Linked DNA regions of Mus musculus: all the other regions are linked to region 1. A link is a loop called in an ENCODE intact Hi-C map of the cell type or tissue named here. Cell type or tissue: left cerebral cortex. All regions are shown on one strand. Region 1 overlaps Setd5 (SET domain containing 5). Region 2 holds the start of LOC115490527 (a small nuclear RNA gene). Region 3 holds the start of Setd5 (SET domain containing 5).

Evidence for each region. Hi-C counts contacts between places; a loop is a spot of excess contacts. Peaks named below come from ENCODE experiments on the same cell type or tissue, not always from the same donor. Only the 100,000 strongest peaks of a DNase experiment are listed, where the experiment ranks them.
Region 2: a loop joins it to region 1, with 2.1 times the contacts of the local background. A loop is called at or near these places in 15 of 42 quality-filtered maps.
Region 3: it touches region 1 in a loop (2.3-fold over the local background); 14 of 42 quality-filtered maps call a loop at or near these places.

The regions. Positions count from the first base shown.
Region 1 is chr6:113,118,253-113,126,252 of GRCm38, reverse strand. Setd5 (SET domain containing 5) reads right to left here. Exons shown (of 22, transcript NM_028385.1): 12 at 7,909-7,995; 13 at 6,580-6,837; 14 at 5,092-5,412; 15 at 4,443-4,685. Among named protein-coding and RNA genes, the nearest start is that of Setd5, 45 kb to the right of the region's middle. In left cerebral cortex, no CTCF peak of the experiment used is centred here; no DNase peak of the experiment used is centred here.
Region 2 is chr6:113,058,611-113,066,610 of GRCm38, reverse strand. It overlaps Thumpd3 (THUMP domain containing 3), which reads right to left. Exons shown (of 10, transcript NM_008188.3): 5 at 6,526-6,656; 6 at 3,441-3,510; 7 at 952-1,067. It overlaps LOC115490527 (a small nuclear RNA gene), which reads right to left and starts at 5,913; the gene lies at 5,808-5,913. In left cerebral cortex, no CTCF peak of the experiment used is centred here; a DNase peak (open chromatin) is centred at 4,185.
Region 3 is chr6:113,069,932-113,077,931 of GRCm38, reverse strand. Setd5 (SET domain containing 5) reads right to left here and starts at 293. Exons shown (of 22, transcript NM_028385.1): 1 at 220-293. Gt(ROSA)26Sor (gene trap ROSA 26, Philippe Soriano) reads left to right here and starts at 688. Exons shown (of 3, transcript NR_027010.1): 1 at 688-758; 2 at 6,497-6,638. In left cerebral cortex, CTCF peaks have their summits at 1,812 and 3,311 (motif pointing left); DNase peaks (open chromatin) are centred at 1,124, 1,412, 1,747, 2,420 and 1 more place; H3K4me3 peaks cover 2,552 bases; H3K27ac peaks cover 2,399 bases.

The sequences.
Region 1 (8,000 bases):
TGCTAATTCTAGCAGTATGTTTATGTTCAAAGGTAAATAAAGCAACAGTGCAGACAACACTAACTTTCTAAGCAATCTTGACACCAAAGATTCTTTCCATATGTTCAAATGACTTTATACACAACACAGAGGGACACTGACTAAAGGCTTACATGTTTATTATAAAACAAAACAGGGCTGGAGAGATGGCTCAGCGGTTAAGAGCACTAAGTGCTCTTTCAGAGGTCCTGAGTTCAATTCCCAGCAACCAAATAGTGGCTCACAACCTTTTCTGTAATGGGATCCAATGCACTCTTCTGATGTGTCTGAAGACAGCTACAGTGCACTCATATAAAAAAAAAATCCTTAAACAAACACAACAAAGACAAAAAAAAACCAGGAGACATGAATTTATTTGTGTCTATCTATCTCAAATTAATTAAATTTAGACACTCCTGGAAGATTAATAAATGTCTTCACAAGTGAACAATCTGGGTATAAACATATAGACACAAACTTGTCCTATACTGCTTTTAACTTAGGAGGTTTTTCAATGATATATGAAACAGTAGGTCTATTAGTAAGAATATATATTATTCTTTGGAGATGGCTCAGTGGTTTAAGAGTGCATGTTGCTCTTGCAGAGGACCTAAGTTTGGTTACTGACACCCATATAGAGGCCATCTCAAACTCCAACTCAACTCTGGCCTCTGAATGCCCAGGCATGCATGTGGTAACACTTACACATATGCAGGTAAAATGCTCATACCCAAGAAAAAGTTGACTCAGATTTCTAGCTTTAAAAAAAAATAGGTTAGTTTGCCCCGCCCACAAAATGTTTATGTTGTATAATCTAATCTGGATTTTTCTCAGGAAATATTAAAGCAGCAATTTAAACTGAATTCCAATGTAAATAAGGGTTTTAGGAAGGGAGGGTAAGGGGGTCTTATGAGACTGGCCTCAAATTTCTGATCTTTCTGCCTCCACCTGTCCCAAGGCTAAGACAACAAATCTGCACCACAGCTATTCTAAGTTTTATGAGGACCCCCACCACCATTGGGAATGGTATGCACTCTTCCAGCTGAGCCACATCACTGGCCATAACAATTTTAAGATTAATTTTAATGAGGCAGCCTTTCTATGATAGTCTCTTTCTAAAAATAGTGATTGATACAGAGCTGAAGATATAGCTCGGTGGTTAAAGTGCTTATCCAGCTTGTTCTAACCCTGCTTAAAAAAAGAGGTGTGGGAGACAACTAAGTAGGAGACTGGTCACAGTCTTGGAGAATGCAATGTGGAGTTCAGTTAAATTCAATTTCTTTCTATGGGTTGCCAATGGAGATACTACATATATAACTGCCAAGTGTTGTGGTCTATGTCTTTAATCTCAGCATTCAAGAGATAGAGGCAGGCAGATCTCCACGAGTCTCAAGTCAATCTACTCTATGTAGATATACAGATAAGCCTGGATTATTTTGATACTTTGAATCACCTCCCCCTATACATAGTAATGCAACAACAACAAAAGCTCAAGCAAGTACATTTTCTATGTAAGTTATACTTTTACACAAGTTTGTTTGCTTGGCTCTCTGCTAGTTCGACAAACAAGAAAGGAAAAAAAAGATTGCAATTCTGTATAATTACCAATAAGGCATTTCAAATGTTAGTCCACTTTATAACGATCTTTATATTAATCCCTGCTAAATTACCATCAATCGCTCCTTTTAAAAAAAGATTAATTCTACTTATGTGACCGTTTTGCCTGTATGTATGTATGTATGTATGTATGTATGTATGTATGTATGTATGTATGTGTATGGCTCATCAAATCTTCGGGACCGGGGATTACAGCAGTTGTGAACCACCATGTAGTTACTAGGAACCAAATCTGGGTCTTCTGCAAGAGCAGCAAGTGTTCTTGATGAGGCGTCTCTCCAAAGCCCCCAGTAACTCTTCTTAAGACATCAGGATAGATTTTACAACCTGATTTTACTGCCTTGATAAAAATGCTTTACACTCCAATATTCTTTTTAAAAAGTTGTTTTTTGAGCAGGGCAGTGGTGTACATCTTTAATCCCAGAACTTGAGAGGCAGAAGCAGGAGGATTTCTGAGTTTGAGGCCAGCCTGGTCTACAGGGTAAGTTCCAGGACAGCCAGGGCTACCCAAAGAAACCCTGTCTTAAAAAAAAAAAAAAAAAAGGTTGCTTTTTGGGGGTGAAGAGGTGGCTCAACAGTTAACACTGACTGCTTATCCAGAGATCCTGAGTTAAATTCCCAGAAATCATATGGCGGCTAAAACCATCTGGGCTCTGATGTCCTCTTCTGATGTCTGGAGAGAGCTACAGTGTACTCACATACATAAAATAATTCTTTTTTTAAAAGTTGCTTTTCTTAGCACATACTAACTATCCAATGGGTCTCATACTTTTCTATATACACATATCATGTATTTTGTCTATACTTATGCCCTTTCCATTCTTTCTTATTCCTCTCCCATTCCCATTCACTCTAATCTTCCCTTTTTATAACCAATGACTCTACTTTCTTATTTTTAAACCTAATAAGCAGAGTTTCTATTTGGGTTGTTCACAAGAGTATCTTACCAGTGTAGTACCTCTTACCACTGAAGAATATATCCTTCCCATAATAAACTGAGTATATAGCCTTAGGGAGAGACAGGGTCCTTTCTAACTTTTAACACTCCTCATAAAAGCAGCTAGGATTCTGCTATTATTTAAATATTACATCTTAAGAAATCATTATTTTGCGGGGGACTACAGATTTCATGCTGGTGTGGATGTTAGAGGACAACTACATCAACAGGTCATCTTCCACTTTTACATGAGTCAAGGGATAGAATTCAAGTGTTTGCCTAATTAGCCATCACATCAGCTTCCTGTTTTACTTACTGAAGAACTGAGTCTGTTTTGCCATTCTAGATGTTGAGATGAGATTTTTGCAGCCCAGGCTAGTAATATAACACCCTTGTCTTGGCCTACTGTATGATGTAACATGACTATCATACCTGGTTATCATGGGTAATGGTGTTTTTGTACAACAAACCATTTTCTTTTTCTGATAAACACAAGATCCAAGAGAAGCTAAGTGAGTGGTATAAGTGAATTCCCTAGAGACCCAGCTCTTCATTACCTAGACAAAATTCCTATAGTGATCAGATTTTCAAAATCTTTCTACTGTTATTACTTATTTCACCAAGTTACTTACTGCATTATCCAAAATCTCTTTGACAAGGACCTTGAAATCTAATTTCTCAGAAAATCTTCCATTTGGGAGTTTTCCCCATACAAACCAAGTAAGTGCAGTACTTTATAGGATGTGCTACTTAGGCTTCTGCAATGTACTACTGACTCAGCAGCACTGCCTTTCCCTATGCAGACTCCCGTTTCCTTGCTCCCCTTCAATAGGCCATGTCATTCTGTTGATCCTTTATATTCCCGTCCCCAAGAAGTAACTTATGATCTTGGGGAAAGAAAAAAATCTTTTTAAGTTTAGAGGAATCAGGGAAGACCTGCCTGGAATTGGAAACTTCATCACATCAAATAAGCTACATGCAGCATCCTCATGTATGTGATGCCCGAGGAAGAGGTCAAGGCCAGACAATGAGGGCGGCAGCCTGAATCCTGATCTGAGGATCAGAGAAAAGGGTGGTCCAGGGAAAAGAACCCTACCTAAAGGAAGACCTGATAAAGTGTGTTCTGTGTTTCTGAAAACATTGAAGAGCATTATAGGCTTGAAGAACAATCTATTCCCAAGACACCCTTGGAACATGTGTACAAATGTGGGAATTAATAAAGTGCATTCCCAAAACAACTACCAAACATTGCTGGTGCTAGACCCAAAACAACTAGAGTCCCAGAAAGGCAGGGAATAAGTCTTTTTATTGTCCAATAAAATTCTAAGATAATTTTTTGTCTAAACTCCTTTAAGAAATAATAGTAATTGATTATATAGTTACAACGACAATCTTATCTGCTTTTATGAATATAACTGTTCTCTAATTATTTGGGGTCCAACATCATACAATAGTCACAAATTACCATGCTAACCAGTATCACAAAAGCATATACAAAACACATCCATCCCATCAATTGCCTTGTGCTCTCAGTAATGTGAAAAGCTTCTAGGTATGGACAGGTAAACAGTCACAAGTTTGAGCACCAAAAATGCTGTATACATTCCAACTTGACCACAGTGACTTCTAAAGAGTCTACTTCCATGTTTAACAACACAATATAAACTCACAAAGTTATCTAGAGATTCTCGAATTATCTAGACAATTATGTAAAATATACTACAACTATATGCACCCTACAGTATTAAACATATTTTCATTCATGGGCAGGTATACACACACAGACACACACGGGGAGGGGGTGGGGGGTAGAGGGGGAGATAGACAGATAGACAGATAGATAGATAGAGACAGACAGAAAGGCACATACCTTCTTACAGGAGCTGAATGTGCCATCAGGCAGAAGGGGCCTTCGACGCCTCTCAGGCATAAAGGGTGAGCCAAAGCGAATGTAGTGTTTGGGGGTGGTACAAATTAATGGGGAATGAATAAGACCTGGTAGCATGTTCAGGGTTGTTGCCAACACAGTTGGGTCAGTGGTGATACGCAAAGGACACTCAACAGGGCATTCTTGCTTCTCTGCCTTGTCATTTAACCATTCTGTAACTAGATACTAAAGGTTTAAAAAAACAAAACAAAACAAAAACCATTAGTTATCACTGCATTTGTAACAGCTGCCAGAAGCAGTAGTGTAGTTCACAAATCAAACTTCAACTAAAACTAGAACAGATCAGCAACCACAGTGAAGATGAGCTGAGCATTCAGAGTATAAGGTATCTTTCCTTTACATTTTCCATGCTCACAAAGACAGATAAAAATAGTGTTTTACCAGTGATTTAAATTCTGTCTAAAATCAAGTGAACAAAAATAAGTAGGATGGTTTCAGCTTCCAGCACAAACAACTTTTTACGTAAAATGTTCAATCTAATAATTCTAAGGTTACTTCTTCCTTGGGGATTATAGGCCCTCTTGCTTTAGCGTGATACTCCTTACCATATGAAATTTATATCGTCGCTTACCTTTTTGGTTTTGGGGTATTTAGATGCAGCACGGTTGACATGGGATCCAGTAACTGATATCACAGTTGGGTCAGACCCTGTTAGCTGTCTGTTCTCTCCTGAACTGTCTGTATTTCCAGCTTCAGGAGGAGTTACTGAGTTGTTACTTCCTCCTTCTTCCAAGGCAGCTTGCGACAGTTCTGCCTGTTGTGCAATGGCCTGCTTCTGGCGTTTTAGTCTTTGGGCTGAACTGGTCCGGTACCGAGAAATTCTACTTTTCGGTCGGGGTCTAGAAGGCTTAGCTGGAGGTGGTTTAGGGATTGGCTTTTCTGCAGCTACATCCTGTAACAATATCAAGGCCAAATGTTTACTAGAAAATTCTCTTCTCCTTTGCAGACAGGATCTCCCAGGTTGCCTTAGTTTGCTGAGTACTAGGATTAGACAAGGCTCCTCTCACCTAGCATCAGAAATGTCTTACCTGTTTCTTAGTTTTCTATCTATTTAAAGCATTCTAAATGATTTTCAATTAATCCTTAAGGCTGGAAGATTAATCCCCAATTAACACCACTTGGTGCTCTTGCAGCAAAGACTGGGGTTCAGTTTTTAGTGTTCACAAAGTCCTCTAACTAGGAGTTTTAGTTTTAGATGGGGATCCAATCCCATCTTCTAGCCTCTGTGGGTAGGGTACATACATGATACACATACATACATGTAAGAAGGTGTGTGTCTGTCTGTTCACACATAAATATAAAAATAAATAAATCTGAACTTGGCACCACGTCACCTATCTTTAATCTCAGCATTCAGGAGGTGGAATCAGAGGTAGAGAGGGCAGAGGCAGGTAGACCCCTGTGAATTTAAGGTTAATCTGATCTACAAAGCAAGTTTCAGGCCAGCCAGGAGGACTATATGGGAAGACCCTGTCACAAAACAAATTAAAAAAAATACAAAATTTTATAGACTTTATTACCTAAATAGACCATAGACAAACATCTGCCTTAGTTAATTCTATTTCTAACAAACATGTATAAAATAAAATAGGTCAAAAGCCAATTAAAGCTAGGTACCTAATATTAAGGTTCTTAGGCAAGATAATTCTTGTTTCTTTTCTACACCCAGAAGTCCTATGTTAAACACTAGTCCTGAGAAGGCCCTGGAAGGTCAGTCATGTACCTGAGCTATTCAGAGAATCAGTGAGAGAAACCCAAAGATTTGGTTTCTTCCCTTAGAGATGGAGACTGAGCTAGGTGAAGCCTTCGTGCTCAGTATGCATTCTCCCAAACCAAAGGATTCTATGAACTTATCTGGGAGACACTTAAGTGCTAAGGGACTTTGTCATTCAAATGTTGACCTCACCTGTCTCTCTGCATCCCACAAACCAGCTGTTGAGATCAAAATAGCTTTGCTTATTCTGATACAGAGCAACGTTGAAAATACTAACTTCTACCACTATAGAAAAAGACAACTGACATTAGCATACGCAGGACTTTTCAGAGCTTTCCCTCTTACCCCAGCATGGGAGGACCTCCGAGTATTCACACCAGTGCTCTGTGGGGTGCTTGGGATAGCAACATTTGAAACAGGGCTGCTAACTTCAGACTCAGGGGCTGCAGTTTTTGTCTCTTCTCCAACTACTATCTCTGAACTGCTAGTAGTAATCTCTATGTCCGAGCTGCTCTGTTCTACAGGCTGATCCCGCCGTTTCTTTCTCTTCTCTAAAGATTCAAAAGCATGCATGATGGCTTCAACCTTTCGGTCTTCTCGAGTCTGGGGGTAGAAAAGTATTAAAAACAACAATAAAAAAAGCATCAACCAGAAGCTATTTCAAAAGTAAAATTAGTAGGGTTTATAAGAATTTATTCAAAGTATTATTAAGATAGCATATGCATCACTAAACTTTAAGATAAAAAAAATTAAAATTATTTTAAATATAGTAAACAGTTATAGCAGAAATTTAAAACTAAATGTTTTAAAATAGGTGAGCTACCTCAACACATTTTAGTGCATAAAGCAACGACAAGCAATTTCTGTCCTACATTCAGAGCTCAAAACCAAAGTAAATTGTCATTAAATTTTTTCTAAGCACAAATGAACACAATTAGCAAATGTTTTTAATCAATCTGACAAAAAAAAAATTACTACAGTTTGGATATGAATGTGCCCCAAAGGCTCAAGTTCAGTTAAAGGCTCAGAACTCATGTGGTAAGTGCTATTGGGAGGTTGTGGAGACCCCAGGAACTGCGCCTTCTTGGAGGAAGCAAGCCACTGGGTGCCATGGAAAAGTATAGAATATACTCTTCCATCTTTGGCCTCTTGGCTTTTTTTCCTCTCAGCTTCCTGGTAGCAATGAGGTAAGCAGATTTTCTTTGCAGTGGACTCCTACTGTCTTATTTCGGCTTGCTCTGAAAGCAATGAAGACAACAGACCTGAACCTGCGTAACCTGAGCATAGGTAAGCTTGGCCTCCTTCAAGTTGTTTTTCACAGCATTTCTGTCACAGGGACAGAGGCTCACAGTGCTGATTATCTTCCTCTTCTCCCAGTAATTTGGGATCGAACTCAAGACCTTGTGCTGCTATACAACTGTGCTATCAGCAGCTCTTCTTGATTTTAGTTTTTAAATATAAAAACACAAAACAAAGTAAGAAAACTAAGCCAACAAACTTTGGTCTTCATCACCAAGTTTTAGGGAAATCCAGTTGTTAGAAGGAAATATCTTAAAGCCACTAACAGATAGTTATCATAAACAACTGTGAGCATGCCTATATGTAATGAAACGTACTTTATGGTAAAACCTCAGCGTTAGGAAAGTACAGAGACATCTACTGGACAGGACTTACCCTTCTGCTATGAGCAGAGTTCTCCTGGTCATCTGTAGCCTCTTCTTTTTCTTCTTCTTCTGGTTTTTCTTCTGGATTGTCAACTTCCTTTA
Region 2 (8,000 bases), 60 kb after region 1:
GTTGGACTTCAATCTTCTACCCTCATGTCCACACACAAATAAATACAATAAAAAACATTCTGCAGTCTGAATTTCTAAAGGTTGTTTTTCTAAAAAGAAATGTTAAAGTAACATAGGAAGAAATATGTCCATAACTGAAATACAAGTTTTTTAAATGGTTAAGACTGGTTTTCAAAGGATGTATGGTTAAGAAAATACCAGGGAAAATGAGCTTACATGTAAAAAAGTGTCTAAAAGGCCAGAGAAATGACCCAGCTGGCAAAGGTGTCTGCCCTAAGCCAGACAAAAGGAATTTGATTCACAGGAAGAAGAGACCCAACTCTCACTAGTTATCCTCTGACTTCCACACCATGACACAGCTCCATGGCACTCTCAGGCCCCCACACATATACAGATATAAACAGAAACCTAATCCACCAGCCTTCAGAAGCAAAGCAATTGGAGGATTTAAACAGGCCATGGCTACTAATAGAGATAACTGGTAGTTTAAAAGTTATGGTAATGACTTTCATGCTTCTTTCAACTCATATTGTTCTAAATAATTAATTTGGTTTTTCAAGGCAGGGTTTCTCTGTGTAGTTCTGGCTGTCCTGGAACTCACTCTGTAGACCAGGCTGGCCTTGAACTCAGATCCATCTGCCTCTGGAATAAGGGCACGTGCGTGCCTTTTCTACATAACAAAACCTATACTATAACAAAACCTATACCATACTGTACCGTTTTGGGAAAAGACAAAAAATAATGAACAAAAAAGGAGAAATAACATTCCAATAAAGTATGGAAATGGTAGTTAAATTAATTACAAATGTTTTTCAGTAAATTAGATGTGACTTCTCATACTGTTCATTTGGCTATAATGATACCACAAAGCACTGGGGGTGAATAATAATTCCAAGTCAGTAGGGAGAGAGACTTGAAAAGATGCAATGCAATCATTGAAGTTAAACTTACCCATCTTTAATCTGGCTCTTAGTCAATAGAGATGAGATGTTATTTGCTGCTCTGTTCACTGCCAGTGGGTTATTGTCCCCAGCAATATGGTAACAGTGAGACCACTCAGTAGCCCCCTATGAGACAGGAGTGTTGGTTAAACATGCCACAAGAGAAAAGGGAAAAGTCACTATGGCCAACTCTCAGTAACATGGCAATCCGTGCCATTCATTTCCTTGCCAGAAATGTCTTCCCTGTTCTTCTGCCTACTGAACTTTCACCCACTAGAAATGTGGCTCCAATGTCATCCACTATGACATCAATGTCAGCGCTAGAAGCACTTTGCACACCTCTGTTGCTGACTTAGCCCATTTGAAACTATGTCTATCACCTCTGCCTAAGTAATCCAGCAATTCCTTCCAGATAGGTCTAGTATTTTCTTTCTACCCGGCAATGGCTGGCACATATAAGGGACTGCATTCTCTTAATTAACATGATTTTTAAAAATTTACCTAACTAACCAGACCTATGCTGTCTTGGATTGTGAGTTTAGCTTTTAAAAGATAACCACATTTCTGAAAAGATTTTGTAGTTAAGTAAAAAATGTCAGCAGCATATAAATGCCAAGCAGTGACATATTTGTGAAACAAAGTGACATACTATGGTACTGTTTCTGCCACAAAGACATGCATGCATGAATACAGCACTTCATAACTATTTTGCCCAGACCCTTTAGGATGATGACATTCTGGTCTATTATTCTATAATGACAGCAAACAAGAGGAATGTTCAAGTATGCCATAAACTGGGTGTGCAGGGATACAGGAAGAACTCACAGGTGTGATCTGTGCTTGCCAACCTTTTTATTTTTTTTAATTATTATTTTAATGTTTAATCCAGGATGGATTTCCTACCTTGGGCTACATTTACAGTACTTCTAAATCTCAGTGTCTTCTAGGACAGGTATTAGATAATTTAATGGGCACATCTGTACACAGACCCTTCAGTTTCCATCATGACTCAGCTGAAGTTTCCACGTAGGTACTCTCTCTCATGCCTACTTTTACGTGGAAATGGCTTAATCTGGTTTTCCCACCCCACCCCTTTTATTCTGATGTCTACTTTGATTGTGTGTTTCTTCATCATGGTCAGTTTACCTGCCATTTCGCAGATAAGTCATGGTTTAATGATGGAGAACTACAGTTTGGTTTCCAGAATTCTTGACTATAATAATTCAGCTCCTGTTCAGATCTCAAGAAGTAGTCACTCACTAGCCACCACCAGTGGAACATTCAAACTAGGTGCATTTTCCTCTTGGATTTTAACTCCCAATCAAAGTCAGACCAGAGATTTCCTAATTATACTAGATTATTTTTCCCTTTGTGGGTTGCTTTGGGCTTGCTCATCTGTCCAATTTCTGCCCGCTCAACACAACCTGTGGTACCATGAATTCAAGGTGAGCCTGTGCTACATACCAAGACCTTGCCTCAAAAGGATTAAAAAAAAGAAAGAAAGAAAACATCTTCCCATTTCTTACTTTGCCTTCTGTAATGTTTTGTTTTGTTTTTGTTTTTGTGACTGGCTTTCTCTGTGCAGCTCTGACTGTCCTGGAACTCACAAGAGATCTGCCTGCCTCTGCCTCTTGAGTACTGGGATAAATGTATATGCCACCACCACCACCTAGTACCTTCTGTAGTTTTTTGAGTGTTGTAGCAATTCTGAAAATTATTGATGGTCACTGGGTATGTAGCCTTGTCAGATTTCCTAAAATACGTTTTTTTTTTAAAAAAAAGGTCAAACGGCCAGGTAGTTTGTGCCCTAGAGGAGATGGGTGAATCCCTGTGAGTTTGAGGACAGCCAGGGCTACATAATAAGACCCCCATCTCAAAACAAACATAAAGAATACTTATAGGTATTCTTTTTTTTTTTCCGAGACAGGGTTTCCTCTGTATAGCCCTGGCTGTCCTGGAACTCACTTTGTAGACCAGGCTGGCCTCGAACTCAGAAATCCGCCTGCCTCTGCCTCCTGAGTGCTGAGATTAAGGGTGTGCGCCACCACGCCCGGCAATTTAGGTATTCTTATGGGTTTGTTTTGCAGTGCTGGAGATCAAGCCCAGAACACCTGTTTTGCATGCAGATGCCCTGGCACTGAGCTGCAATGCTGTGGTTTCTCCTTCCCACTTATTCACTCCAGGAAGCTCTAATTATGTGGACGTTTATGACCCCCTCAGTTATCCTCTGCTGTTCAACCTAGTGCCTCGTCCATTCATTACAGGGAAAAAGGCTTATCAGTTTGCCGTTCTCAGCTCGCTTCTCTACCACTTCAGCTTTCACCATCTAACCACACGGTACTTGGCTGTGTGAAATCAATGCTTACAATGCTTTAACAGAACTTTTACCCTGACTATGAGAAGTTTTTTCAAACTTTTGGGGTTTTTCTCATTGGATCCAATTTGCCCACCATTTTGAATAGATCACTTGCTTATGTAAAAATAAAAAGCTGTTATTACCTCTATTGGTATTGCCCCTGTTCCACACATTGGGTCCACTATTACATCAGTAGGCTTAGGTTCACAGAGCCTGGAGGGAGAAAACAATCCAGCACATGTGAAAACCAACCAAAAACTAAGACTGGGATCTACTACTGGCATAGGATCTGCACACCAGCGTGAAGGATCAGCAATTTATGGTTTGAAAGTCAGCCTGGGGTTGACACTCAGTAGCAGCCCTCGCCTATGCGTACAATGCTTCTGGTGGTAGGGGAGAGAGCGAGAGATACTGATTTGTTATCCTAGCACTCAGGAAGCTGAGGCAGGGAGATTTTTAGTGGGCATTTGCTGACAACCAGACATTCAGTCTCCTTTCATTTTGGATTTAACTATGGAGATACAGTCCTTAACATAAAATAACTGCTTTAACTTTATACACTTGAAATTCTTTAAACAACCCTATTACCATTTAACAGACAAAATGATCCAAAGAAACATTTTTCCTAGGACACAAAATAAGGAGTCAAGACTACATGTGACTAGCTTTAAATGTTACTTACCAGTCCTCAGGTTACTAAGTTTTATCTGATTTTTCTATTCTGTTTGAGACCTTGCATCATGCATGTTAATGATCTCCCTCATAAGACGGATTCTTGGGCAAGCCTGTAATGCCAGTCATTGTTAATGGGCCAGAATTGGGCACTTGATCAAATTATGTCACTCAAATCCTCTTAGGAATGTGGAATAAAGAGCAAGTAACCCTGGGTCGTTTGAGCCAGTCATGTGCAACTGGAGGACAGGCAGTCAAGTGCACAGGCGAGCTAAGCCAGAACACACAAGCTTTTAGAAGACAGGAAAGCAGTCCTTTGCATTTTCTACTATCTAGTTTCTGCACCTCTTAATTTTTAGCCTTTATGTCTATGGATATATTGCTGTCATGTATATCTGTATCACATGTGAGCACTGCCTGTCAAATCAAAAAGAGGGCATCTGACCCCTTGAGGCAAGTTATTAACCATTATGAGCCACCATGTCAGTGCTAGGAATTGAACCCAGGTTCTCTGGAACAGCCATCTGTCTAGCCCTGTAGTTTCTGCCTTTCTTGAGAATCGCCCAAGGGTTTTTTGTGGATCTGGTATAATCTTTGCTCATCTCTCCAACCACCGCAATCCTCAGCATAATTATCACTTCATGTGTCTGTACACTTGTGTTTGCCACATGCACATGAAAGCCAAAAATAGAAATCAAGATCTGGCATCCCAATCCACCACCCTGCTTGCCTCTTGTTTTGGTTTTTTTGAGAGAGGGTCTCTACAGAGCCCTGGCTGTCCTGGAACTATGTAGGCCAAGCCCAAGCTGGCCTTGAGTTCACAGAAATCTATCTGCCTCAGCCTCCTAAGTGCTGAGATTAAAGGTATGTGCCACTGCACTCAGCTGGGCACCTTTCTCAATTGCTCTTTACCTCACAACCTAGAGCTCACAAATTCAGTTAGAGTGGCTGGCCAGAAAGCCTGGGGTATCCTCCTGTCTCAGCCTCCTCAATGCTAGGATTATTGACAATAGCGATGCTGTGAGGCTGGGGTTAGGCTTGTGCGGAGAGTGCACCAGGCTGTCTCCTCAGCCCAATCATTACTTTTTTATTCTATTTAGTTTTTAATACCAGCACTCAACTCTGTATGCTGGTTTCTATAATCATGGTTGGAGGCAGATAGTAAATATCTGTTTAGTGAAAGAAGCTTAGGAGTGTTTCTCTTAAGTTTTCTGTTACTAACTTAATGTGTTCCAGTTGTGAGGAACTGTGACCATGACAAAAGAGGAAGCAAAAATTGAAAAGGAAGAAAATGTAATTATGTAACTCACTAGATCATGCCAGGAACTGTACAGAATAAGATAATCTGACTATGTTTCTGCATTTAATCCTTATGAACAAAATTTTTTAATAAATATTTTCACATTTTATTTATACATGTGTGTTAGTACCTCTGTGTGTGTACCCAAAGACCAGAAGAGGATATTGGAAGAGAGTATGGAGCTGGAATTAAAGACTGTTGTAAGCTGCCAGGCATGGAAGTCTAGAACTGAGCTCTGGTCATATGGAAAACCAGCATCAACATTAACTGTTGAGCCATCTCTCTAGCCCTAAAGTCAGTCACCACGTTTTTTTTTTTAAGTATGCATATGTGTGGGTGGGATTTTTAAAGTATGTATGTGCTGGTGCCTACAGAAGACAGGTGTTGAATCCCCTGGAGCTGAAGTTGCAGGTTGTTGTTATCTACCAACCTGAATGTTAGGAACCAAACTTAGGTCCTCTGCAAGAGCAGCAGACATTCTTAAAGCTCTGAGCCATCTCTCCAGCATGAGTAAACCTTTTCTTCTTTTTCTTTTTCTTTTCATATAGAACACTTCACAAATCTGTCTGTCATCTTTATGCAGGGGCCATACTAATCTTCTCTATATTGCTTTAGTTGAGTGTATGTGCTGCCAAGTTGAGCACATGAATAATCTTTGGCATCCCATGTCAAGCCCATTTTGCAGTACTGAAATCTCAAGTGTAGGGGGGAAAAAGACTTATTTGAGAAAGAAAACACCAAGAACGTAAGACTGACAACAGAGGCAGGCTGCTTGTCTTGCACTTGTCAAAGTCCCAACACGATCCCTAGGTTACAGCCAGTGTAACATTTAAAACTATGAGTAAATGGGGTGTGGTGATATGTACCATGATCCCAGCACTCAGGCTACCAAGCTGCATGCCAGCACTGTCACTCAACAGACAAGGTCTGTACTCACTCACACATCACAAGGATCTCCTCTGCTTCACTCTATTGCCTAAAGCAGCACAGCCTCTCTCGACAGAAGCAGCTCCTCGCTGAAGACACACAACACCACTCTCACATGTATAACCAAGAATACTAATAAACCATCCACGTGGTGTTTTCTGCATCAAAAACTGACAACAGTAAATACTGAAGAGAAAATAGGTACTTTGTAATTCTAACTAAGAAAATGGTTTTGGGAGTTTTTGTTTTGTTTTTTTTTAGAAAATGAGTGATTTAATTCAGAGCAAAGTGTTCATTACAATATGGACAGCAAAATCCCCTTCTGTTACCTGAGCATCCCATAGGCAAGAGTTGACCTAAGAGTTGTAGGTCCAAAATGTGTAATATTTCTGCGATGGAGACTCTCTTCTGTCAGTGCAATAGCAACAATGACTTCATTATCATGGATGTTCAGGAGAACCTACATCAAATTAGAGACAAACGAGAAAGTCAACAGTCTTCGAACTGTACCTACTAACAAGACCCTTAAAAACAATCCAGGGCCTTATCTGGCTGTGGTACTACCTCCCAAGTGCTCTAACTAATCCCAGCACTTAGAAGGCAGAGGCAGGCGGATCTCTGTAAGTTCAAGGCCAACCAGGTCTACACAGTGAGTTCCAGGGCAGCCAGGACTAGATAGAAAGACTGTCTCAAACAAACAACAACAAAATAAATAAATAAATAAATTTAAAAGAGTAAAATAAACAGAGCCTTGAAGCCAAAATTGGCTTGAATTCTTAGATAGGCTAGCTGGACTGAAACTCAAAATCCTCTTGCCTCTGCCTCATAAATGCTGTGATCACAAGAAAGAGATACATGTCTTCCTTATTAAGACTTTTTGAATTAAGATAAAAACAACAAAACCAGGGCTAGGTCTGAGGTGAGCCAATGGGAAGAGTACTTGCTTGGCAAGTATGAAGATCTGAGTTTATCCCTGGAACCCAAGTAAAAGCCAAGCATGGCTTATACATACATAACAGCCACAACACAGAGAACTTTCTTTTCAGAACATTTTAAATTTTTATTCTATGTGCACAAATGTTTTGCCTGAATGTATATCTGTGCACCACATGCACACTTGGTGCCCATGGAAGCTAGAAAGAGGTGTGTGATCCCTTGGAACTAGAGTTACAGCTACCTACCGTATGGGTGCTGGGAATTAAACTTGTATCCTCTGAAAGAGCAGACAATTCTTTTAACTGCTAAGCTATCTTGCCAGCCTATACAAACTTTCTGATTGAATTATACTTTACAGGTTTACTATACAGTACATAAAATTCAGTTATTTGCGTATTTATTTGTGTTTGTGTATGGATTGGGTTTGGGGATCAGAGGACAACTTCTACCATGCATCCTAGGAACTGAACTCAGGTCAGCAACCTTAGTGGTAAATCTGCCTACCTAGTGAGCCCAGAGGTGTAAGCCTTCTGCATATACATTTCAGTGAGCTCTGACCTATACTCAGTACCCTTTACAAAGTTCTCTTTTGTCTCTTTCCTGGGTGATCATTAATCTAACCACTATTATTATAAGTTAGTTGTATCAGTTTTTGGAGTTAACAAAAATGAAATAGTATATGTACTATTTTCATTTAATTTTAAAACATTTTATTCTTTTTACTCCCCCCACACACAGGCTATTAATAAGTTATCTCCCAGTTTTTATTATATGAACATATTTTGATGGTATAGATTTAAAATATGTATGTATGTTTTGGGTTTTTTTTTTTTCTACCACCTTTTATTTTCTCAATACAGGCTTCTCT
Region 3 (8,000 bases), 48 kb after region 1:
GACTAGATGAAGGAGAGCCTTTCTCTCTGGGCAAGAGCGGTGCAATGGTGTGTAAAGGTAGCTGAGAAGACGAAAAGGGCAAGCATCTTCCTGCTACCAGGCTGGGGAGGCCCAGGCCCACGACCCCGAGGAGAGGGAACGCAGGGAGACTGAGGTGACCCTTCTTTCCCCCGGGGCCCGGTCGTGTGGTTCGGTGTCTCTTTTCTGTTGGACCCTTACCTTGACCCAGGCGCTGCCGGGGCCTGGGCCCGGGCTGCGGCGCACGGCACTCCCGGGAGGCAGCGAGACTCGAGTTAGGCCCAACGCGGCGCCACGGCGTTTCCTGGCCGGGAATGGCCCGTACCCGTGAGGTGGGGGTGGGGGGCAGAAAAGGCGGAGCGAGCCCGAGGCGGGGAGGGGGAGGGCCAGGGGCGGAGGGGGCCGGCACTACTGTGTTGGCGGACTGGCGGGACTAGGGCTGCGTGAGTCTCTGAGCGCAGGCGGGCGGCGGCCGCCCCTCCCCCGGCGGCGGCAGCGGCGGCAGCGGCGGCAGCTCACTCAGCCCGCTGCCCGAGCGGAAACGCCACTGACCGCACGGGGATTCCCAGTGCCGGCGCCAGGGGCACGCGGGACACGCCCCCTCCCGCCGCGCCATTGGCCTCTCCGCCCACCGCCCCACACTTATTGGCCGGTGCGCCGCCAATCAGCGGAGGCTGCCGGGGCCGCCTAAAGAAGAGGCTGTGCTTTGGGGCTCCGGCTCCTCAGAGAGCCTCGGCTAGGTAGGGGATCGGGACTCTGGCGGGAGGGCGGCTTGGTGCGTTTGCGGGGATGGGCGGCCGCGGCAGGCCCTCCGAGCGTGGTGGAGCCGTTCTGTGAGACAGCCGGGTACGAGTCGTGACGCTGGAAGGGGCAAGCGGGTGGTGGGCAGGAATGCGGTCCGCCCTGCAGCAACCGGAGGGGGAGGGAGAAGGGAGCGGAAAAGTCTCCACCGGACGCGGCCATGGCTCGGGGGGGGGGGGGCAGCGGAGGAGCGCTTCCGGCCGACGTCTCGTCGCTGATTGGCTTCTTTTCCTCCCGCCGTGTGTGAAAACACAAATGGCGTGTTTTGGTTGGCGTAAGGCGCCTGTCAGTTAACGGCAGCCGGAGTGCGCAGCCGCCGGCAGCCTCGCTCTGCCCACTGGGTGGGGCGGGAGGTAGGTGGGGTGAGGCGAGCTGGACGTGCGGGCGCGGTCGGCCTCTGGCGGGGCGGGGGAGGGGAGGGAGGGTCAGCGAAAGTAGCTCGCGCGCGAGCGGCCGCCCACCCTCCCCTTCCTCTGGGGGAGTCGTTTTACCCGCCGCCGGCCGGGCCTCGTCGTCTGATTGGCTCTCGGGGCCCAGAAAACTGGCCCTTGCCATTGGCTCGTGTTCGTGCAAGTTGAGTCCATCCGCCGGCCAGCGGGGGCGGCGAGGAGGCGCTCCCAGGTTCCGGCCCTCCCCTCGGCCCCGCGCCGCAGAGTCTGGCCGCGCGCCCCTGCGCAACGTGGCAGGAAGCGCGCGCTGGGGGCGGGGACGGGCAGTAGGGCTGAGCGGCTGCGGGGCGGGTGCAAGCACGTTTCCGACTTGAGTTGCCTCAAGAGGGGCGTGCTGAGCCAGACCTCCATCGCGCACTCCGGGGAGTGGAGGGAAGGAGCGAGGGCTCAGTTGGGCTGTTTTGGAGGCAGGAAGCACTTGCTCTCCCAAAGTCGCTCTGAGTTGTTATCAGTAAGGGAGCTGCAGTGGAGTAGGCGGGGAGAAGGCCGCACCCTTCTCCGGAGGGGGGAGGGGAGTGTTGCAATACCTTTCTGGGAGTTCTCTGCTGCCTCCTGGCTTCTGAGGACCGCCCTGGGCCTGGGAGAATCCCTTCCCCCTCTTCCCTCGTGATCTGCAACTCCAGTCTTTCTAGAAGATGGGCGGGAGTCTTCTGGGCAGGCTTAAAGGCTAACCTGGTGTGTGGGCGTTGTCCTGCAGGGGAATTGAACAGGTGTAAAATTGGAGGGACAAGACTTCCCACAGATTTTCGGTTTTGTCGGGAAGTTTTTTAATAGGGGCAAATAAGGAAAATGGGAGGATAGGTAGTCATCTGGGGTTTTATGCAGCAAAACTACAGGTTATTATTGCTTGTGATCCGCCTCGGAGTATTTTCCATCGAGGTAGATTAAAGACATGCTCACCCGAGTTTTATACTCTCCTGCTTGAGATCCTTACTACAGTATGAAATTACAGTGTCGCGAGTTAGACTATGTAAGCAGAATTTTAATCATTTTTAAAGAGCCCAGTACTTCATATCCATTTCTCCCGCTCCTTCTGCAGCCTTATCAAAAGGTATTTTAGAACACTCATTTTAGCCCCATTTTCATTTATTATACTGGCTTATCCAACCCCTAGACAGAGCATTGGCATTTTCCCTTTCCTGATCTTAGAAGTCTGATGACTCATGAAACCAGACAGATTAGTTACATACACCACAAATCGAGGCTGTAGCTGGGGCCTCAACACTGCAGTTCTTTTATAACTCCTTAGTACACTTTTTGTTGATCCTTTGCCTTGATCCTTAATTTTCAGTGTCTATCACCTCTCCCGTCAGGTGGTGTTCCACATTTGGGCCTATTCTCAGTCCAGGGAGTTTTACAACAATAGATGTATTGAGAATCCAACCTAAAGCTTAACTTTCCACTCCCATGAATGCCTCTCTCCTTTTTCTCCATTTATAAACTGAGCTATTAACCATTAATGGTTTCCAGGTGGATGTCTCCTCCCCCAATATTACCTGATGTATCTTACATATTGCCAGGCTGATATTTTAAGACATTAAAAGGTATATTTCATTATTGAGCCACATGGTATTGATTACTGCTTACTAAAATTTTGTCATTGTACACATCTGTAAAAGGTGGTTCCTTTTGGAATGCAAAGTTCAGGTGTTTGTTGTCTTTCCTGACCTAAGGTCTTGTGAGCTTGTATTTTTTCTATTTAAGCAGTGCTTTCTCTTGGACTGGCTTGACTCATGGCATTCTACACGTTATTGCTGGTCTAAATGTGATTTTGCCAAGCTTCTTCAGGACCTATAATTTTGCTTGACTTGTAGCCAAACACAAGTAAAATGATTAAGCAACAAATGTATTTGTGAAGCTTGGTTTTTAGGTTGTTGTGTTGTGTGTGCTTGTGCTCTATAATAATACTATCCAGGGGCTGGAGAGGTGGCTCGGAGTTCAAGAGCACAGACTGCTCTTCCAGAAGTCCTGAGTTCAATTCCCAGCAACCACATGGTGGCTCACAACCATCTGTAATGGGATCTGATGCCCTCTTCTGGTGTGTCTGAAGACCACAAGTGTATTCACATTAAATAAATAAATCCTCCTTCTTCTTCTTTTTTTTTTTTTTAAAGAGAATACTGTCTCCAGTAGAATTTACTGAAGTAATGAAATACTTTGTGTTTGTTCCAATATGGTAGCCAATAATCAAATTACTCTTTAAGCACTGGAAATGTTACCAAGGAACTAATTTTTATTTGAAGTGTAACTGTGGACAGAGGAGCCATAACTGCAGACTTGTGGGATACAGAAGACCAATGCAGACTTTAATGTCTTTTCTCTTACACTAAGCAATAAAGAAATAAAAATTGAACTTCTAGTATCCTATTTGTTTAAACTGCTAGCTTTACTTAACTTTTGTGCTTCATCTATACAAAGCTGAAAGCTAAGTCTGCAGCCATTACTAAACATGAAAGCAAGTAATGATAATTTTGGATTTCAAAAATGTAGGGCCAGAGTTTAGCCAGCCAGTGGTGGTGCTTGCCTTTATGCCTTTAATCCCAGCACTCTGGAGGCAGAGACAGGCAGATCTCTGAGTTTGAGCCCAGCCTGGTCTACACATCAAGTTCTATCTAGGATAGCCAGGAATACACACAGAAACCCTGTTGGGGAGGGGGGCTCTGAGATTTCATAAAATTATAATTGAAGCATTCCCTAATGAGCCACTATGGATGTGGCTAAATCCGTCTACCTTTCTGATGAGATTTGGGTATTATTTTTTCTGTCTCTGCTGTTGGTTGGGTCTTTTGACACTGTGGGCTTTCTTTAAAGCCTCCTTCCTGCCATGTGGTCTCTTGTTTGCTACTAACTTCCCATGGCTTAAATGGCATGGCTTTTTGCCTTCTAAGGGCAGCTGCTGAGATTTGCAGCCTGATTTCCAGGGTGGGGTTGGGAAATCTTTCAAACACTAAAATTGTCCTTTAATTTTTTTTTTAAAAAATGGGTTATATAATAAACCTCATAAAATAGTTATGAGGAGTGAGGTGGACTAATATTAAATGAGTCCCTCCCCTATAAAAGAGCTATTAAGGCTTTTTGTCTTATACTTAACTTTTTTTTTAAATGTGGTATCTTTAGAACCAAGGGTCTTAGAGTTTTAGTATACAGAAACTGTTGCATCGCTTAATCAGATTTTCTAGTTTCAAATCCAGAGAATCCAAATTCTTCACAGCCAAAGTCAAATTAAGAATTTCTGACTTTTAATGTTAATTTGCTTACTGTGAATATAAAAATGATAGCTTTTCCTGAGGCAGGGTCTCACTATGTATCTCTGCCTGATCTGCAACAAGATATGTAGACTAAAGTTCTGCCTGCTTTTGTCTCCTGAATACTAAGGTTAAAATGTAGTAATACTTTTGGAACTTGCAGGTCAGATTCTTTTATAGGGGACACACTAAGGGAGCTTGGGTGATAGTTGGTAAAATGTGTTTCAAGTGATGAAAACTTGAATTATTATCACCGCAACCTACTTTTTAAAAAAAAAAGCCAGGCCTGTTAGAGCATGCTTAAGGGATCCCTAGGACTTGCTGAGCACACAAGAGTAGTTACTTGGCAGGCTCCTGGTGAGAGCATATTTCAAAAAACAAGGCAGACAACCAAGAAACTACAGTTAAGGTTACCTGTCTTTAAACCATCTGCATATACACAGGGATATTAAAATATTCCAAATAATATTTCATTCAAGTTTTCCCCCATCAAATTGGGACATGGATTTCTCCGGTGAATAGGCAGAGTTGGAAACTAAACAAATGTTGGTTTTGTGATTTGTGAAATTGTTTTCAAGTGATAGTTAAAGCCCATGAGATACAGAACAAAGCTGCTATTTCGAGGTCTCTTGGTTTATACTCAGAAGCACTTCTTTGGGTTTCCCTGCACTATCCTGATCATGTGCTAGGCCTACCTTAGGCTGATTGTTGTTCAAATAAACTTAAGTTTCCTGTCAGGTGATGTCATATGATTTCATATATCAAGGCAAAACATGTTATATATGTTAAACATTTGTACTTAATGTGAAAGTTAGGTCTTTGTGGGTTTGATTTTTAATTTTCAAAACCTGAGCTAAATAAGTCATTTTTACATGTCTTACATTTGGTGGAATTGTATAATTGTGGTTTGCAGGCAAGACTCTCTGACCTAGTAACCCTACCTATAGAGCACTTTGCTGGGTCACAAGTCTAGGAGTCAAGCATTTCACCTTGAAGTTGAGACGTTTTGTTAGTGTATACTAGTTTATATGTTGGAGGACATGTTTATCCAGAAGATATTCAGGACTATTTTTGACTGGGCTAAGGAATTGATTCTGATTAGCACTGTTAGTGAGCATTGAGTGGCCTTTAGGCTTGAATTGGAGTCACTTGTATATCTCAAATAATGCTGGCCTTTTTTAAAAAGCCCTTGTTCTTTATCACCCTGTTTTCTACATAATTTTTGTTCAAAGAAATACTTGTTTGGATCTCCTTTTGACAACAATAGCATGTTTTCAAGCCATATTTTTTTTCCTTTTTTTTTTTTTTTTTGGTTTTTCGAGACAGGGTTTCTCTGTATAGCCCTGGCTGTCCTGGAACTCACTTTGTAGACCAGGCTGGCCTCGAACTCAGAAATCCGCCTGCCTCTGCCTCCTGAGTGCCGGGATTAAAGGCGTGCACCACCACGCCTGGCTAAGTTGGATATTTTGTTATATAACTATAACCAATACTAACTCCACTGGGTGGATTTTTAATTCAGTCAGTAGTCTTAAGTGGTCTTTATTGGCCCTTCATTAAAATCTACTGTTCACTCTAACAGAGGCTGTTGGTACTAGTGGCACTTAAGCAACTTCCTACGGATATACTAGCAGATTAAGGGTCAGGGATAGAAACTAGTCTAGCGTTTTGTATACCTACCAGCTTTATACTACCTTGTTCTGATAGAAATATTTCAGGACATCTAGAGTGTACTATAAGGTTGATGGTAAGCTTATAAGGAACTTGAAAGTGGAGTAACTACTCCATTTCTCTGAGGGGAGAATTAAAATTTTTGACCAAGTGTTGTTGAGCCACTGAGAATGGTCTCAGAACATAACTTCTTAAGGAACCTTCCCAGATTGCCCTCAACACTGCACCACATTTGGTCCTGCTTGAACATTGCCATGGCTCTTAAAGTCTTAATTAAGAATATTAATTGTGTAATTATTGTTTTTCCTCCTTTAGATCATTCCTTGAGGACAGGACAGTGCTTGTTTAAGGCTATATTTCTGCTGTCTGAGCAGCAACAGGTCTTCGAGATCAACATGATGTTCATAATCCCAAGATGTTGCCATTTATGTTCTCAGAAGCAAGCAGAGGCATGATGGTCAGTGACAGTAATGTCACTGTGTTAAATGTTGCTATGCAGTTTGGATTTTTCTAATGTAGTGTAGGTAGAACATATGTGTTCTGTATGAATTAAACTCTTAAGTTACACCTTGTATAATCCATGCAATGTGTTATGCAATTACCATTTTAAGTATTGTAGCTTTCTTTGTATGTGAGGATAAAGGTGTTTGTCATAAAATGTTTTGAACATTTCCCCAAAGTTCCAAATTATAAAACCACAACGTTAGAACTTATTTATGAACAATGGTTGTAGTTTCATGCTTTTAAAATGCTTAATTATTCAATTAACACCGTTTGTGTTATAATATATATAAAACTGACATGTAGAAGTGTTTGTCCAGAACATTTCTTAAATGTATACTGTCTTTAGAGAGTTTAATATAGCATGTCTTTTGCAACATACTAACTTTTGTGTTGGTGCGAGCAATATTGTGTAGTCATTTTGAAAGGAGTCATTTCAATGAGTGTCAGATTGTTTTGAATGTTATTGAACATTTTAAATGCAGACTTGTTCGTGTTTTAGAAAGCAAAACTGTCAGAAGCTTTGAACTAGAAATTAAAAAGCTGAAGTATTTCAGAAGGGAAATAAGCTACTTGCTGTATTAGTTGAAGGAAAGTGTAATAGCTTAGAAAATTTAAAACCATATAGTTGTCATTGCTGAATATCTGGCAGATGAAAAGAAATACTCAGTGGTTCTTTTGAGCAATATAACAGCTTGTTATATTAAAAATTTTCCCCACAGATATAAACTCTAATCTATAACTCATAAATGTTACAAATGGATGAAGCTTACAAATGTGGCTTGACTTGTCACTGTGCTTGTTTTAGTTATGTGAAAGTTTGGCAATAAACCTATGTCCTAAATAGTCAAACTGTGGAATGACTTTTTAATCTATTGGTTTGTCTAGAACAGTTATGTTGCCATTTGCCCTAATGGTGAAAGAAAAAGTGGGGAGTGCCTTGGCACTGTTCATTTGTGGTGTGAACCAAAGAGGGGGGCATGCACTTACACTTCAAACATCCTTTTGAAAGACTGACAAGTTTGGGTCTTCACAGTTGGAATTGGGCATCCCTTTTGTCAGGGAGGGAGGGAGGGAGGGAGGCTGGCTTGTTATGCTGACAAGTGTGATTAAATTCAAACTTTGAGGTAAGTTGGAGGAACTTGTACATTGTTAGGAGTGTGACAATTTGGACTCTTAATGATTTGGTCATACAAAATGAACCTAGACCAACTTCTGGAAGATGTATATAATAACTCCATGTTACATTGATTTCACCTGACTAATACTTATCCCTTATCAATTAAATACAGAAGATGCCAGCCATCTGGGCCTTTTA